Regions from separate parts of the Homo sapiens genome. Here region 2 is linked to region 1. A link is an interaction called in ENCODE POLR2A ChIA-PET data of the cell type or tissue named here. Cell type or tissue: Panc1. All regions are shown on one strand.

The links. ChIA-PET counts read pairs that join two places held together with the same protein. Peaks named below come from ENCODE experiments on the same cell type or tissue, not always from the same donor. Only the 100,000 strongest peaks of a DNase experiment are listed, where the experiment ranks them.
Region 2: POLR2A ChIA-PET joins it to region 1 with 11 read pairs; 4 of 35 experiments call an interaction of 5 or more read pairs at or near these places.

The regions. Positions count from the first base shown.
Region 1 is chr1:23,039,493-23,041,992 of GRCh38, reverse strand. All of the region lies in intron 2 of KDM1A (lysine demethylase 1A), which reads right to left. Among named protein-coding and RNA genes, the nearest start is that of MIR3115, 3.6 kb to the left of the region's middle. In Panc1, no CTCF peak of the experiment used is centred here; no DNase peak of the experiment used is centred here.
Region 2 is chr1:23,102,307-23,104,806 of GRCh38, reverse strand. The region is part of intron 2 of LUZP1 (leucine zipper protein 1); the gene reads left to right. Among named protein-coding and RNA genes, the nearest start is that of MIR3115, 59 kb to the right of the region's middle. In Panc1, no CTCF peak of the experiment used is centred here; DNase peaks (open chromatin) are centred at 1,316, 2,098 and 2,476; H3K27ac peaks cover 1,070 bases.

The sequences.
Region 1 (2,500 bases):
GTGCTTTGATTCACAAAAAAAGATGGATTTCTTACCCCTGACTTGCGTACTCAATAGGTTAACCAGGACAAAAGGGCAACGAGGCAGTCTTTTTTGTCTTCTGGTTTTGAAGAAAGGAATTAAAAAACCTCTTAAAAAGATTTTTTTTAATTTAAAAAAATGCAGGAAAATGTAGAAAATATTCAATACCCTGCAAAGATTTTTAAAAGGGATCCCATAACAACAAAATGTCAAAAAAGAAATGAAACTCCAGGCTGGGCACAGTGGCTCACGCCTGTAATCCCAGCACTTTGGGAGGCCGAGGTGGGCGGATCACGAGGTCAGGAGTTCAAGACCAGCCTGACCAACATGGTGAAACGCTGTCTCTACTAAAAATACAAAAATTAGCCAGGCGCTATGGTATGCACCTGTAATCCCAGCTACTCAGGAGGCTGAGGCAGGAGAATCGCTTGAACTCGGGAGGTGGAGGTTGCAGTGAGCCGAGATTGCACCACTGCACTCCAGCCTGGGCAACACAGCAAGACTCGGTCTCCAAAAAAAAAAAAAAAAAAAAAAAAGCAAGAAAAGAAACTCAAAAGTATTATTTAAGCAGAGGAGTAGAAAGAAACCAAGCAGAAGGTACCACATAAGAAATGATGGAAAACAAAATTTAAAAGTGCTTAAAATTAAATTAAGAAACAAGTTATTTATCTCTTGATAATGGTTTAACTTGCTTGGAAATAAAGAATGAAGTTATTATTTTCACTCCAATCATACTTGAGAGTATTTTGAAGATGCCTACTTCTCCAAAGACAACTGAAAGATCATCTTTACTAGCAGTATATTATAGACCAATTCTTGAACATTTTCTTAAAAACAGCACATACACAACACTGCTTGCAGCTAACTTTTCATCCAAGTAGTCTCTGATTATGATATATATAAAATCCCTTATTCATCTGCTCTTTGGGTCTTTCCAGCCTAGGACTCTGTTTCTGATAGTGGCTCAGGACACATTAACAGCAGGCAAGTAGCGCTGTTAGCTTTCCATGAGTGCAAATTCAAAACAGAAAATGAAAATATTCAAAAGCAACTTTGTAATATCACCTTGATTTTGGCACCACTACACAAGAAACTCCCTTTTGTTTTTATCCCAAACCACCAAACCTACAAAATAGTCCTCAAGCTTGAAGCAGAGACTCTTTTTAATTTTTTAATTATTTTTAGAGACAAGGTCTTGCTCTGTCGCCCAGGGTGGAGTACAGTGGTGCAATCACAGTTCACTGTAACCTTGAACTCCTGAGCTCAAGGGATCCTCTTGCCTCAGCCTCCTGAGTAGCTAGGACTACAGGCATGTACCACCATACCTGGCTAATTTTTTTTTTTTTTTTGTAGAGACGAGTTCTCGATATGTTGCCCAGGCTGTTTTTGAACTCCTAGCCTCCCACTTCAGCCTCTCAAAGCAACAGGATTATGAGCGTGAGCCACCACAATCGGCCTAAAGTAGAGACTCTTCATACAGCTTATTTGTACACAGCTACTCCAAATTGAAAATGAAGATCTTTTTGATTTATCTTACATAACAGCCTTTCAGTTGTCTTCTAGACCTTCAGATCTAAGAGTCCTTCTTGAAGCGTGAAGTGTTGTAGTTATAATCACATTACTGAATGTTTTCTCATCTGAATTCAAATACTCAAGAGATCACTCTTCCAACATCTTAAAAGGAAGTCTATGTTGACTTTCAAATGCTTTTATCTGGCAAACAAACAAGGAGGTGAAAATCACTGGTTGGTTGTTTCCAGAAACACAGATTCACATTTTGACTAGTTTCTTGGAATCACATTCAAATTACAAACATTTTAAGAAACTTCTAAATCTAGGAAGCAACGATTTTCCAATAGAAGATAAATTTACCAAAATGGCCAAATTTATGGAATAAAAGTGAAGGCCAACCTACTGATTTCAATTGAATTTAATAAATTAGCAGGTGAAAGAAACATTTCAAAAGTTAAAGCCAACTTGGAATATATGTCTCTACCGTATTAACGCACTAATTGAGTTTCTTATTTAATAATCAGTGTTTACCGTATCTGCCCCAAAACTGCAAAGCACAAATACAAAAGTAGAACAGGTAGACTCTCTGTTTTCAAAAAGCTTATAATCTAGTTGAGAAAAGATGAAAAATACCTACAAGGAAACTTTTGTTGTTAAGAAACGAGAAGCTGACACAGTCTTGGAGAATCAGGGAAGCTTTCAGAACAATTCCCGAGAGATCTGGATAGACTGCGAGGCAGTGAAACCACGACTATGGTCCAGATCATTTACAAAGATAAAGAGAAAAGCACAGACATGGTATGTGCAGAGGACTGCTCGGTACCTACTTTCAGAAGGAGATGGTCTGAAAAAGCAGTGGGAGATCAAGTGGATTGGTAAAATGATCCCTTTCCAGTACCCAAACCTGAACGTGATTTTAGTAGTAATGAAGGAAAAGTGTGTGATCTTTGGCACAAAGACAACAAAA
Region 2 (2,500 bases), 63 kb before region 1:
TGTAGTGCCTAGATCTGAAAATAGTCCCCTTTATGTAAATTTGGCCAGTACAGAATACAATAAAACTATTACATTAATTTATTTACAAAACATTTATAAGGTTCCTACCTTGCCCCTGTCACTGTATTCAGTGCCCAGGACTGAAAAATGAAGATAACACAGTCCCTGCTCTCAGAGCCCAGCAGAGGATGACAGATATTTTAAGTATCATGGATATAGTGATAGAAGCATCTACAGAATTTAGGATGGTGCATTTCTCTTGCGGGGAAGGATGGTTTGAAAAGGCCTCAGAGAACAGATGCATTAAAAGATGTTTACCATTGGGCCAGGCGTGGTGGCTCACACCTGTAATCCCAGCACTTTGGGAGGCCGAGGCTTGTGGATCACTTGAGGTCAGGAGTTCAAGACCAGTGTTGGCAACATAGTGAAACCTGTCTCTACTAAAAATAGAAAAATTAGCTGGGCGTGGTGGCGCACACCTGTAATCCCAGCTACTCGGGAGGCTGAGGCAGTTCTCGAGAATCCCTTGAACCCAGCAAACGAAGGTTGCAGTGAGCTGAGATCGTGCCTCTTCACTCCAACCTGGACGATGGAACGAGATTCCGTCTCAAAAAAAAAAAAAGAAAAAGAAAAAAAGATGTTTACCATCGGAATGGCTGTGGGTTGTGGGGGCTTGGAAGGAAAGGAGATAAGGGAATGTTCCTCAAACAGTACACCCTCAGCCTCTGAACTTACTGTGACATTTCAGGGGCCTCAAACCTACCACAGAGACCTTACCAGTTAATTGCTCTTCCCCTTGTGTCTCTGGTGTCAGCCATGCTGAATTAAATTCCCCGAATACAGCATTGTTTTGTTAGCTTGTTCACTCCCTCCCTCCTTCCCCCCCTCCCTCCCTCCTTCCCCCCTCCCTCCCTCTCTCCCTCTCTCCCTCCCTCCCTCCCTCCCTCCCTCCCTCCCTCCCTCCCTCTCTCCCTCTCTTCCTCCCTCCCTCCTTCCCAATAAACAACTATATTATACTCTTTATGTACTAGGCACTGTTCAAGGGGCGGGGAATACAGCAATAAAAAAATTACAAACACAAAAAACTACACTTCTGACCTCATGCATCCTACTTTCTGGTAAGAAGAATCAATGTAAATAAATTTACAAGTAATCAGGTGGTTAAATGTGCCAAGAAGAAAAATAAGTAGGGTATCTTACCTTAGAGCTGTCCAAAGATGGAGTGAGTTGTCTTGGGAGGAAGTGACTGTCATTCTTGTCATTAGAAGTGTTTGAACGGAAGCTGAGTAACTACTTGCTAGATAACGTCCGCATTGAGTGGGAGGTTGGACTAGATGATCTCTAAATCCTTTCCAACATGAAGAATCTCTGTATGCTAGCTGGGTCCCTCACTCTTGAGTTTGCGTATCCAAAATACATGAATTTGTGATTCTGGGAAAAATAATGTAAGCCCTGTAATTAGATAGAAATGTGCAAGAGTTGATGGTGAGGCTTAGACAGCCTAAGATTTTAAAACAGGTAACTACAAGTGGTCAGGAGGAAGCTGCTTGAAAATAGCTCTTGGCCAGGGGCGGTGGCTCGCGTCTGTAATCCCAGTACTTTAGAAGGCTCGAAGGGCGAAGTGGGAGGATGGCTTGAGTCCAGGAGTTTGGGACCAGCCTGGTCAGCATAGAGACCCCTTCTCTACAAAAAAAAAAAATGAGAAAAATTAGCCAGGCATGGTGGCATGTGTCTGAGTCCCAGCTGCTTGGGAGACTTAAGGTGGGAGGATTGCTTGAGGCTAGAAGGTAGAAGCTGCAGTGAGCTGTGATTGCTCCACTGCATGACAGCCTGGTAGACCCTGTCTCAATAAAAAAAGAAATGAAATCAAATGAAATGAAATGAAAAATGAAATGAAATGAAATATAAAATAAAATAAAAGCTCCTATTATCCTTTAGATCAGAGATTGGCAAATTCTGGCAGACAGGCCCACTGTCTTTTGCTTTTTAAATTTTTAATGGTTTATTTAAGTAGAGACAGGGTCTTGCAGTATTGCCAAGACTGGCCTTGAACTCCTGGCCTCAAGCAATCCTCCCCGCTCATCTTACCAAAGTGCTGGGATTACAGGCATGAGCTACCATGCCCTGCCCACTGCCTGTTTTTTTAAATCAAGTTTAATTGAAACATAGTTATGTTCATTCACTTCTGTACAGTATATATGTGGTTGCTTCATCACTACATTGTCAGAGTTCAGTAGCTGGAATAGAAACCTTAGATCCTATAAAGCCTAAAATATTTACTCTCAAACTAAGTTTGCATACTTATGTGTATACTATCAAACTTTTTAAAAAAAAGTTTGCCGACCCCTCTTTAAATGACTATTGGGAACAGGAAGTGAATCATGGCAGCTGTGTTGGGAGAAGGGGCAGGGCAGGCCTGATTATGTTCTATTTCAGACCTTCCTGATCTGCCAGGACAGGAAGAAGAGCCACCCTCCAAAATGCTGGATGGGGCCACTTG